2 separate regions of the Homo sapiens genome follow, and region 1 is linked to region 2. Evidence: chromatin contacts called from ENCODE Hi-C data. All regions are on one chromosome and are shown on one strand. Each heading gives the region's core, a stretch centred on a gene start or an enhancer-like site at or near the end of the contact. The rest is flanking DNA. Distances are from core to core; before and after follow the strand shown.

The links. A loop is a pair of places that touch in the nucleus more often than their neighbours do. Pooled maps may share reads with other maps.
Region 1: a pooled map shows a loop between it and region 2 (4-fold over the local background). The contact joins the enhancer-like site here to the promoter of MDM2 in region 2. A Hi-C loop is called at or near these places in 3 of 50 pooled maps.

Annotation. Positions count from the first base shown.
Region 1 is chr12:66,286,871-66,293,491 of GRCh38, forward strand. It overlaps the pseudogene RN7SKP166. Among named protein-coding and RNA genes, the nearest start is that of HELB, 12 kb to the right of the region's middle. Within about 2 kb of position 4,066, at least 2 of the 41 ENCODE cell types and tissues checked have a DNase peak (open chromatin) inside an H3K27ac peak, as active enhancers do.
Region 2 is chr12:68,805,767-68,812,435 of GRCh38, forward strand. MDM2 (MDM2 proto-oncogene) reads left to right here and starts at 2,411. Exons shown (of 11, transcript NM_002392.6): 1 at 2,411-2,725; 2 at 3,442-3,526. The coding sequence starts at 2,712. RefSeq lists a silencer at 2,109-2,498 and enhancers at 2,700-3,899, 2,999-3,388.

The DNA of each region.
Region 1 (6,621 bases), core at 2,816-5,315, 2.5 Mb before region 2:
AGTTTGTAGTTTAAAAGTGATGTATAAGGCCGGGCGCAGTGGTTCACGCCTGTAATCTCAACACTTTGGGAGGTCGAGGCAGGTGGATCACTTGAGGTCAGGAGTTCAAAACCAGCCTGGACAACACAGTGGAACCCTGTCTCTACTAAAAATACAAAAATTAGCTGGGCACTGTGGCACGTGCCTATAATCCCAGCTACTCGGGAGGCTGAGGCAGGAGAATCGCTTGAACCCAGGAGGCGGAGGTTGCGGTGAGCCGAGATTGTGCCACTGCACTCCAGCCTGGGCGACAAAACGAGACTCCGTCTAAAAAAAAAAAAAAAAGAAGAAGAAAGAAAACAGTGATGTATAGACAGTGATATAAATATAAGAACCACAACATATAGGTGATACTCAAGGCCATAAGAGTGAATGGAGTCTGGACAGATAAGAGAAGACTAAGGACAGAGTGGTCATGGAAAGTAAGGAAGGCCAAGGAGGCTACTCAGACAGAGCAGCCATGAAGGAGGGAGACAACTGAAAGATCGCGGCATGCCAGAAACCAAGAGATGAAAATGTGTTCAGATAGAAGGACAGATCAGGGACATCAAATACTGCTGACAGGTCAATAAGAGAACAACTGAGAACAACTGTAGTAGGCTAATTAATGTCCTCCCAGCCCCACAAAGATGTCCACATCTTAATCCCCAGAACCTGTGACTATATTGTCTTACATGGCAAGAAGAACTTTGGAGATGTGGTTAATGTTAAGGATCTGGAGATGGGGAGATTATCCTGGATTGTCCATGTGGGCCCGATGTAATCACAAGGGTCCTTATAAGAGGGAGGCAAAAGATTCAGAGTCAAAGTCAGAGAAGGCAGTGTGACCGTGGACACAGAGGTCTGAGGGATGTGGCAAGGAATGATTGTACCCTGGAGCACCCAGAAGGAAAGCAGCCCTGCTTCCCCATTTTAAACTTCTGACCTTAAGAACTGGGTGATAATAAATTTGTGTTGTTTTCAACCACTGGGTTTGGGGTAATTTGTTATAGCAGCAATAGAAAACAAATGTACTAACCATTGCATTTAGCCATGTGGAAGTCACTGGTGACCCTGCACCAGAGGAATTTCAGGGATGTGTTGGGTTGGAAACCTCATTGAAGTGGGCTAACAAAGACCAGGAGAACAAGTCTATCCTAAACACATGCAGGACCTTTTCTAGAATTAGAAGAGGGGCCTGCTTCAGGCTGGCCAATTGAAAAAGGTGGTGCTTCTGGATAAACCAATTTCCAAATGTTTCTTCTCCAACCATGACAAAGTCCTATGTCAAGCTTTCTGCCTGGCAAGCAGAGAATGGAGTAGATATTAGTCTCCATCTGTGCCCTTCTTCTCTACCAAATGCCTCTGTGCAGAGTACAACCGGAACTCAAGCTGAGTCGGTGCTGAAGGAGAGGAGGAGCAGATAATAAGTACAGATAGCCCTTTCAAGTGGTTTTGCTGCAGGAGCAAGGAAATGAGAAGGTAGCTGGTGGGGAGGGGAGGACAAACAAAATTTTTTTTCTTTTTTTTTTGAAACAGAGTCTTGCTTTGTCACTCAGGCTGGAGTGCAGTGGCACGATCTCAGCTCACTGAAACCTCCGCTCCCGAGTTCAAGTGATTCTTCAGCCTTAGCCTCCCATGTAGCTGGGACTACAGATGTGCACCACCATGCCTGGCTAATTTTTGTGTATTTATGTATTCATTCATTTATTTATATTGATTGATTTTTTTGAGATGGAGTCTCACCCTGTTGCCCAGGCTGGAGTGCAGTGGTGCAATCTCAGTTCACTGCAACCTCTCCTTCCTGGGTTCAAGCGATTCTCCTGCCTCAGCCTCCAGAGTAGATGGGACTACAGGCCGAAGCCACCATGCCTGGCTAATTTTTTGTATTTTTAGTGGAGATGGGGTTTCACCACGTTGGCCAGGCTGGTCTCGAACTCCTGACCTCAGGTGATCCGCCTGCCTCGGCCTTTCAAAGTGCTGGGATTACAGGTGTGAGTCATTGTACCTGGTCTAATTTTTGTGTTTTTAGTAGAGATGGGGTTTCTCCATGTTGACCAGGCTGGTCTTGAACTCCTGACTTCAAGTGATCCACCTGTCTCGGCCTCCCAAAGAAAGGATCTTTTGAGATGGCAAAGGCAACTGTATTTTTGTGTGCTGATGGAAATAATTCAAAAAAGAGAAAAGTAAATGATATAAGAAAGAAGGGAGAATTGCTGAAGTGATATCCCTGAGTAGATGAGAGGGGATTGGGTCTAGACCATATCTAATTGAGGACTACAACAGAGGAGGTTATGTTTGATAAAATCAATAAGAAGGAACAAGGTGCAGTGTAAGATAGTAATATATTAATAATACATGTACACTATGAGGTTGATTGACACAAAAAGAAAGAATGTAGAAGTTGTGCAGCCAATCAGGAGGAAGTCATAATAAGTTAGGGGAGAAAGGTATAGAGTCGGGTGTTGGTATGACTCTTACACTGGAGTAAGCAGGGTTCTTAACCTGGCCTCAGGGGACTCCATTCTTTGAAGTGCTTTCCTCAAATCTTCTAAGACTTCCTCTGGTACTTGGGACCAGCTGATATTGGCAGTGCCATCTGGGTGGGGTGTTGCAAACTTGGGTTGGAACCCCATGTGGGCCCCCATCCTTGTTCTTCCATTTGGGGTGCTCTCTAACCCTCTGTCCCATGGATGAGGTCAACCAGATACACTGAGGAGTTCCATGAAGCCTGCCTATACAGTCACTCTGGTATTCTCTGGCCAGGCCCAGGTTTTGGGAGGGTGACCTGGCAAGCCAGTAACTCCCGTTGGGTAATACAGTATGTATGCATATATGTATGTATGTATGTATGTATGTATGTATGTATGTATGTATGTATGTATTTTAAGGTTTCTGTGCAGTTGAGCTACTGAAATGGTATCGACAGATAGATTTGGAATGGCTTAAGCTGTTTACATGACAGAGCACCTGCAAAATATCCCCAGGGATGGCCCTGAATGTGACATGGGGATCGCCTGGGGTGGAGTGCCGTGGTGTGATCTCAGCTCACCGCAACCTCCGCCTCCTGGGTTTAAGCAATTCTCCTGCCTCAGCTTCCTGAGTAGCTGGGATTACAGGCACCTGCCACCATCCATGCCTGCCTGATGTTTGTATGTTTTGCATTTTTAGTAGAGATGGGGTTTTACCATGTTGGCAAGTCTGGTCTTGAACTCTTGACCTCAAGTGATCCACCCACCTCTGCCTCCCAAAGTGCTGGGATTACAGGCGTAAGCCAGCATGCCTGGCCCTCATAGAGATATTTCAGAAAACCAGGAAAAACACAATTCGGGGAGTAGTGCTTAAATCAGAAATGCTTAAATCTTGTGCTTACTGCTGTACTTCAACAATGATATCATTTAGCAAAGAGATCATAGGTGGAGTTTTTGAAGAGTTGGACAAAAGTAGTTTCTCTCAAAATAAAAACTTATGGCCAAATATTATGGGAAAGATGTCAGCCAACAATAATCTCTCCAAAACAGAGCCACCCAGGAAAGAGGTAAAGAACATTTATTTATCCTGTATGTAGCATATATCAGTCTGTTCTCACGCCGTGAATAAAGACTGATTTAAAGACCTGAGACCAGGTAATTTAAAAGGAAAGAGGTTTAATGGACTCACAGTTCCACATTGCTAGGGAGGCCTCACAATCATGGCAGAAGACAAAGGAAGAGCAAAGGATGTCTTACATGGTGGTAGGCAAGAGAGCTTGTGTAGGAGAACTCCCCTTTTTAAAACCATCAGATCTCACGAGACTTATTCACTATCACGAGAACAGCACAGAAAAGACCCACTCCCATGATTCAGTTGCCTCCCACCAGGTTCCTCCCAAGACATGTGGGAATTACAGGTGCTGCAATTCAAGATGAGATTTGGGTGGGGACACCGCCAAGCCATATCAATGTGCTATTTATCTTAGACCCCTGTGTACAGAGTTCTTACAGGCTCATCCAGCAGCAGTGTAAAAAACAAGTAACCTTGCAATTCAAGTTATTTGTCACTTAGAGATGACAAGAGGTTGTGGTAACTTTGCAACTGTTGTGGTTTTACCCTAAGGTCCCAGAGAAGTGTGTATCTGTTTTACAAATCTCAAACAAAAGAGAGGCAACAAATCAAGGAGATTGATACTATGCTGCAGTGTATGCCTCCTCACAGCCCCAGGTTGGTTCCTGGGTGCATGCAGAGATATTTAGAACACAGAGCTGTGCCTGAACATGTAGCAGCAAAGAGCACGGTCACTGGAGCCTGACTTCTTAGGTTCAAGTCATGGTTCAGCCACTCCCAACTTTAAGCAAGTTATCTAACCTCTCAGCAGAAGTTTCCTCATAAGTAAGATAGATGCTTTAATGTTAACTATTTCATGAGGCTTTTGTGAAGAGTAAATGAGTTAATTGAAGGAGAGGACTTTGTGATGTGTGGAAAGCACAATGTAAACACTCAGTATTAGCCATTATAATTGTTGTTGTTTATAATTAAGGGAGGAAGTTAAATATATAAAATTGTTCTGTTTTCTGAGTGTGAAAGCATTGTCTTTGTACTCTCCAAATTCTGGGGTTTTTTTGTTTGTTTGTTTTCAGAAAAAAAACAAAAACAAAAACAGAGTCTTGCTCTGTCACGTAGGCTGGAGTGCAGTGGCACCATCTCCGCTAACTGCAACGTCAGCCTCCCAGATTCAAACAATTCTCCTGCCTCAGCCTCCCGAGCAGCTGGGATTATAGGTGCCTGCCACCACGCCCGGCTAATTTTTTGTATTTTTAGTAGAGAATGGGTTTCACCATGTTGGCCAGGCTGGTCTCAGACTCCTAACCTCAGGTGATCCACCCGCCTTGGCCTCCCAAAGTGCTGGGATTACAGCATGAGCCACCACTCACAGCCTATGTTTTCTTACATCAAAAATAAAATCTCAGAGATTTTGCATTCTTTAATGAATTCTGCATTGTGTAACACGAGTTATTACTGCATTATGGCTTTGTTTTTTAAAGGAGAATTTTCCAACTCTTTTGAAACTCCCCTGCATCTGCTGTCCATATCTTCATCACATTATCTTTCCACATTCTCCTTCCTGTCTCCCTTTCAGTCATTCTTTCCCTTTTTGCTCATCATTATTCCAACCTAGTTCTTCATATCTCACTTTTCTCCAATGCAGGATGATTTTCTCCCTTCTTGGCCAGAAGTGGATGTTGTATATGAAATCTTGTCACAAATGGAGGAAATTTCCAGCCATTTAAAATAAATCAGGAAAACAGACCTGCTGATCTGAATGTAGTTTATCTTTTGCAACAAGAGTGACTCTGTGGAATGCTCAAATATATTTCTATTCCAGAAAGTCAGTCTTCATCTATTGATGATTATAGATTGCATAAGCATAGCACTTTTCACATGTTCCCTGATTTGCATTCCTTCTATTCAATAATTCATTCCATAGCCCATACAACACAATATCTCATTGTCAATTTTTAATATCTCTACCTTGGTTTCAATCCATCATTCTATCTGAAATAGCAAAACCTCACTACAGTCATGCTCTGTGTTAGTTCATTTTTTGCTGCTTGTAACAGAATACTTAAAACTGGATAATTTATAAAGAAAAGGAATTTGTTTATAACTTAGAGTTATGGAGGCTGGAAAGTCTGAGGTAGAGAGAACATATCTGGTGAAAGCCTTCTTGCTGGTGGAGCAACAGGCGGCATCACATGGTGAGGGGACTGAACATGTTAGTTCAGGTCTCTCTTCTTCTCATAAAGCTACCAGTCCTGGATGTGAGGGTGATCTGTCTGTGACATCTGCCACCCCATTGATAGCCCGAGTTGACTTGGCTGATCTGGCCAGCTAGGCGGTTGTCCCCTTCCTCCCTCACCACTCCATGTGTGTCCCTCCCAAAGCTGTGCTCGGTGAAAGAGGATTACCATCCCTGATAGAAGAGGACTGGTCTTCGGTCAAGGGTATACGGGCAACTGCGCTCCCCTGCTAGAACCTCCAAACAAGCTCTCAAGGTCCACCAGTCCCACTCCCATGATAACCCATTAATCCATTGACCCATTAATCCATGAGTGGATTAATCTATTCACGAGGGAAGATACCTCATGACCCAATCACCTCTTAAATGATATGAAATGAATATACCTCATGACCCTCCTCACCTCTCAGTGCTGCCACATTGGGGATTAAGTTTCAACATGAATTTTTTTTTTCTTGAGATAGAGTGTTGTTCTGTCACCCACGCTAGAGTGCAGTGGCGCTATCTTGCCTCACTGCAACTTCCGCCTCCTGGGTTCAAGCAATTCTCGAGCTTCAGCCTCTCCATAGCTGGGATTATAGGTGTGTGCCACCACGCCTGGCTAACTTTTTGTATTTTTAGTAGAGATGGGGTTTCACCATGTTGGCCAGGCTGATCTGGAACTCCTGATCTCAAGTGATCTGCCCATCTCAGCCTCTCAAAGTGCTGGGATTACAAGCGTGAGCCATGCCGCCTGGCCCTCAACATGAATTTTGCAAGAGACAAATATTCAAACCATAGCACTCTCTATCCCCTTTCTCTCTTTTATCTTTGCTTCTGGTTCTCAT
Region 2 (6,669 bases), core at 1,161-3,660:
ATACTGCTGTGGTAGTGCTGGTACACGTAGTTTTGAATACCAGGTTCTTGAGTGAATCCTTTTTACTTCTCTCTCTCTCCCCCACCCCCGCTTCTCCCTTCTGCCTTCATTTCTGACCCTTCTTTTCTGGTTCCATTAGAAAAGGACTAATCTTATCAGTTCTGCCTTTTTTTTTCTGCTCTAATAATTTTGTCAAGATAATTTTTTCAAAGCACAAGGCCAATGAGAAGGGGGAAAGTCGGTCCAGAAGGCAGCCGGCCCGACTATTCTGAGTTTGAATCTACTCTTGGTGGTCCTGTTAAAATACAGTTTGAAGCAAATCACTTGTTTTTATGCTTCTAATGTCTACTCTGTCGAAAGCCCAAATTTCCTTGCTTGGCATTTAAGGAGACTCCAAGTTCTTAAAACTTCTTCTTGACTTTCATGCAAGTCAAACGGATTTATTTATTGTATCTCAAACAGTCCTCTTATATTTTCCTTTCTGTATTTTTTGATAATTTTCTTGTGCCTGGAATATTCTCTGCTTTTATTTAAGTCTCACCATCTTTCAAGACACAAAATATGTGTGATCTCTGAGGCCTTTGTGAACTGCCTCCAGCATTTACTAAGCAATTAATTCTGTCTCTGAACTTTTATAGCACAAACCCATTCGTTCACTTGATATTTAACAAATATCAACCTCTATCACTTATCTCTTTTTTTTTTTTTTTCTTCTGAGATGGAGTCTTGCTCTGTCACCCAGGCTGGACTGCAGTGGCGCGATCTCCGCTCACTGCAACCTCTGCCTCCCGAGATCAAGCGATTCTTCTGCCTCAGCCTCCCAAGTGGCTAGGATTACAGGCGCCCGCCACGGGGCCCGGCTAATTTTTGTATTTTTAGTAGAGACAAGGTTTCACCATCTTGGCCAGGCTGGTCTCGAACTCCTAACCTCGTGATCCACCCACCTCAGCCTCCCAAAGTGCTGGGATTACAAGCGTGAGCCACCGTGCGCAGCCTATCACTTATCTTTTCATGCTTACATTTTCTCACTGCTTGAGATTTTCTTTCATCCAGGGTCAAGCACTGAGTCTATTAGAAACCCCACTGTATATGATCTGATGAAGATGAGATTATCTTTTTAAAAGCCACATATTAAATCTCTTAAGTTAATAATATTGGCAATCAACTTAAATCAACTGAGTGACCACTATGTTTAAGGAAGTTTCCTTTCTGGTAGGCTGGGAAGCGGGAGAAGGGAAGGATATAACTTTATAAAAAAAAAAAAGCTGCAGAAGGGAAGGATATAACTTTATAAAAAAAGGTCCTTGTTCACAAGGAGCTAATCACTTACTGGCCAGAGAAGAAACGTGTTCCTTCTTTGCAATGGCTGTGTTTTTGGGTTTAGCTAACTCAATTCTTTATGTCCTCAATTTATGAGACCGCATCAAAAACGTTTTTGCCACATCTCTGTGGGAAAGTAGGTGAGTCAGAATGAGTGCATAATATATAAGTATATATTTTAATGATAATGAATGTGTAGATTAACAAACCCAAACTTTGTTTTTGTTTTTTTGAGAGTCTTGCCCTGTCGCCCAGGCTGGAGTGCAATGGCATGATCTTGGCTCACTGCAGCCTCTGCCTCCCGGGTTCACAGGATTGTCCTGCCTCAGCCTCCGGAGTAGAGTAGCTGGGATTACAGGTGACCGCCACCACGCCCGACTAATTTTTGTAGTTTTTAGTAGAGACGGCGTTTCCCATGTTGGCCAGGTTGGTCTTGAACTCCTGACCTCAAGTGATCCACCCGCCTCGGCCTACCCAAAGTGATGGGATTACAAGCGTGAGCCACCGCGCCCAGCCAAACCCAAACATTCTAAAAGCGCAGAGTAACCGCTCCCCTCCCCGCCAACGGTAACCAGCATCTTCGTTCTCCAACCAGAACAGCTGTATGCACCGGTGTATAAGCCTGCCTTAAGTGCTATTTTTAATCTTTTTTAAAAACAGGCCTTAAAATAACTCATTTGGGTACAACTCCAGCGGCTGGTGGAGTGGGCTTAATATATTAAACAGCTGTTAATTTTGGTTTCTTTTTGGTAACAGCGACACGGAGATCCGCATTTGTCGCAGTTTCCACCGCGGGCGGGAAGTGTAAACACAAGAAATACAAACATAGCGCAACGGCTAAAGGAGTGTCACAGCGCCAAACCTTGCTGGCTCCGCGCCAGGCCGAGCCCCACCCTCTCAGCTCGCGGCCAACACCCCCACCCCGCCTCACAGCCCGCCGCGCCCGCGGGGCGACACCCCCCACTCCATCATCCCGGAGGTGGTGCGGCCGAGCCCCGGACCCAATTGGCGGAAGCGGGGCCGGTTGTGTGCGCGCGCACAAATGCCCGGATGCGCCGCGACGACCCGCGCGCTCCCCTCGGGCGGTAGGGGGCGCGCACCGAGGCACCGCGGCGAGCTTGGCTGCTTCTGGGGCCTGTGTGGCCCTGTGTGTCGGAAAGATGGAGCAAGAAGCCGAGCCCGAGGGGCGGCCGCGACCCCTCTGACCGAGATCCTGCTGCTTTCGCAGCCAGGAGCACCGTCCCTCCCCGGATTAGTGCGTACGAGCGCCCAGTGCCCTGGCCCGGAGAGTGGAATGATCCCCGAGGCCCAGGGCGTCGTGCTTCCGCGCGCCCCGTGAAGGAAACTGGGGAGTCTTGAGGGACCCCCGACTCCAAGCGCGAAAACCCCGGATGGTGAGGAGCAGGTACTGGCCCGGCAGCGAGCGGTCACTTTTGGGTCTGGGCTCTGACGGTGTCCCCTCTATCGCTGGTTCCCAGCCTCTGCCCGTTCGCAGCCTTTGTGCGGTTCGTGGCTGGGGGCTCGGGGCGCGGGGCGCGGGGCATGGGGCACGTGGCTTTGCGGAGGTTTTGTTGGACTGGGGCTAGGCAGTCGCCGCCAGGGAGGAGGGCGGGATTTCGGACGGCTCTCGCGGCGGTGGGGGTGGGGGTGGTTCGGAGGTCTCCGCGGGAGTTCAGGGTAAAGGTCACGGGGGCCGGGGGCTGCGGGGCCGCTTCGGCGCGGGAGGTCCGGATGATCGCAGGTGCCTGTCGGGTCACTAGTGTGAACGCTGCGCGTAGTCTGGGCGGGATTGGGCCGGTTCAGTGGGCAGGTTGACTCAGCTTTTCCTCTTGAGCTGGTCAAGTTCAGACACGTTCCGAAACTGCAGTAAAAGGAGTTAAGTCCTGACTTGTCTCCAGCTGGGGCTATTTAAACCATGCATTTTCCCAGCTGTGTTCAGTGGCGATTGGAGGGTAGACCTGTGGGCACGGACGCACGCCACTTTTTCTCTGCTGATCCAGGTAAGCACCGACTTGCTTGTAGCTTTAGTTTTAACTGTTGTTTATGTTCTTTATATATGATGTATTTTCCACAGATGTTTCATGATTTCCAGTTTTCATCGTGTCTTTTTTTTCCTTGTAGGCAAATGTGCAATACCAACATGTCTGTACCTACTGATGGTGCTGTAACCACCTCACAGATTCCAGCTTCGGAACAAGAGACCCTGGTTAGTATTTTTGTCTCGTGTAACTTTTAAGAATAATTTATTTTATGAAGTGATAAACTAAATTTCGTATACCTCAATTGTAGCATGGCTCTGTAAATAAAATTGTATGTGCATAGCTTAAAGTGTGCTACCTCTGGCGTAACTGCGTGGAGTTAAAAACTGTTAAGAACTGGTCAGTATTTTTTTAGCCATTTGCCACATTTGCTTTAAAAATTAGTTCCATTACATTGTTAAGCGTGGTTGAAGTTACGTTTGTTACGTGACTGATTTTTTTTTCCTTTTTGACCTCCCAGTATTTAATTTTTAAAAATGGTTTCTAAAAGTCAAAAAAGTTATTCGTGCTTGTTTTAAAGATTTTTGTCATTAGAGAAATTTTAAAGTAAAACCTGAAAATTCCAGGCTTTTTGCTCCATGTTTCCTTTTAGATTTTTTGTGTGCGTACCCACATATATTTACATTTGAATTTAAATCTATGTTATTGTCCTGTTTGTTGTACTAACAAGATGAAACTGTAGTTGTTCTGTGACTTGCATCCTTGTCAATAAATAAAGTCTACAGAATTCTTTTTAATGGCTGCATAGTATTCCACAGCATGAGTATACCATTTTAAAAATTATTTATGCCTTTACTGATAGGTTTTTAAAAATTGCCTCCTGTTTTTGAGTATTACAGATAGTGCCGCTTTGTACATGCATCCCGTGTGACTATTTCTGTAAGAAAGATTTTATAGAATTATAGGCTGGCCTCGGTGGCTCACCCCTGTAATCCCATCACTTTGGGAGGCCAAGGCGGACCGATCACCTGAGATGAGGAGTTCAAGACTAGCCTGGCCAACATGGTGAAAACCTGTCTCTACTAAAAATACAAAAATTAGTCGGGCATGGTGGCGCGCGCCTATAATCCCCTGCTGAGGAGGCTGGGGCAGGAGAATCGCTTGAACCCAGGAGGCAGAGGTTGCGGTGAGCCAAGATTGCGCCATTTCACTCCAGCCTGGGCGATAAGAGCGAAACTCCGTCTAAAAAAAAAAAAAAGAAAAGAAAAAGATTTTAGAGAATTAGAACTCCTGAGTTCTCAATTTTACTATTTGATTGCTACTGGTAACTTGCTCACCAAAAGGCTCTAACAGTTTCACTCCTGCCAATACTGAATATCACCAATCTTTAATTATTATTATTATTATTTTTTTTGAGGCGGAGTCTTGCTCTGTCTCCCAGGCTGGAGTGCAGTGGCACAATCTCGGCTCACTGCAATCTCCGTTCCCCGGGTTCACGCCATTCCCCTGCCTCAGCCTCCCGAGTAGCTGGGACTACAGGCGCCCACCACCACGCCCGGCTAATTTTTTGTATTTTTAGTAGAGACGGGGTTTCACCATGTTAGCCAGGATGATCTTGATCCCCTGACCTGGTGATCCGCCCGCCTCGGCCTCCCAAAGTGCTGGGATTACAGGCGTGAGTCACTGCGCCTGGCCTCTTTTATTATTATTACTATTTTTTTGATAAAAGGTACTGTACCATTGTTTAAATTCATTTTTCTCTAGTTTCTTGGTGAGGCTGGGCACCTTTCCTTTTTGTTTTTGTTTTTGTTTTTTTTGAGACAGAGTTTCACTCCTGTTGCCCAGGCTGGAGTGCAATGGCGAGATCTTGTCTCATTGCAACCTCTGCCTCACGGGTTCAAGCGATTCTCTTGCCTCAGCCTCTGGAGTAGCTGGGATTACAGGCATGCGCCACCACGCTCAGCTAATTTTGTATTTTTAGTAGAGATGGGGTTTTTCCATGTTGGTCAGGCTGGTCTTGAACTCCCAACTTCAGGTGATCTGCCTGCCTCGGCCTCCCAAAGTGCTGGGATTACAGGCGTGAATCACTGCACCAGGCCTCCATTTTGTTAAGTCATTTATTTCTTCTGGGACTTGCCTAGTCTTATCTGTCCATTTTCCTTTTAGTTTTTTAAAATTTTTCTTAGTAATTGGAGTAGCTCTATGTGTTTCAAGTATATTTAACTTTTGTTGTTTACTAATGTAGCATTTAATTTTATGTTGTCTTTTCCCCATTGAGAACAATTCTGTGAAGTAAAATTTGTTGGCTTTTGAATTTCATATCATGCTTTGGAAGAACTCTCCTGTCCCAAGATCTTGCAAATATATTCCTATATTTTCTTCTAGATTTAAATTTTTTAAATATTTAGATCTTCACCTGTAATTTACCTTCTTGTTCTTCAATGTAAGATTACAAATGCTATTATCTTTTATAGCTGTTTTCTCATTAATACATGTCTTTTAAGTCACTAATATACTGATGGCTTTCCATTACAGATTTTTTTTTTTTTTTTTTTTTGAGACTGAGTCTTGGTCTGTTGCCCAGGCTGGAGTGCAGTGGCATGATCTCGGCTCACTGCAACCTCTGCTTCCTGGGTTCAAGCAATTCTGCCGCAGCCTCCCGAGTAGCTGGGATTACAGGCACCCACCTCCACACCCGGATAATTTTTGTACTTTTAGTAGAGATAGGGTTTCACCATGTTGTCCAGGCTGGTCTTGAACTTCTGACCTCCTGATCTGCCTGTCTTGGCCTCCCAAAGTGCTGGGATTAAAGGCATGAGCCACTGCGCCTGGCCCACACCTGGGTAATTTTTGTATATTTAATAGAGACGGAGTTTCACTGTGTTGGCCAGGCTGGTCTCACACTCCTGACCTCAGGTGATCTGCCTGCCTCGGCCTCCCAAAGTGCTGGGATTACAGACCTGAGCCACTGCACCTGGCTTCCATTACAGATTTTTACTTTGAATTATTTTATCTAATTTGAAGCTAATATAGCATATAATAAAAATTCAGGAGAAAAAAGGTTATTTTTAAATCTTTTTTGAGAGAGTCCATTCTTTAGCCTGAAAGTAAAGTGCATATGTAAGCACAGTTAAAAAAAAAAAAAGTGATCAGAAAAATTAATAATTCAATTCTATATGTATTTTAAATTTTTCAATTGTTAAATAATATTTGTTTTATTGATTAGCTGGAAATAGGCAATTTTTAAAAATCTGTTTTTAAGGCATCCCCAATGGGGGTGCTGTCAGATTTTAAAGTTAGACAGAGGACCGGGGCATATTAAAGAGAGGTGCAGAGGTACCAGTTTGTGTGGTAGTGGCAAGCTGTAAAG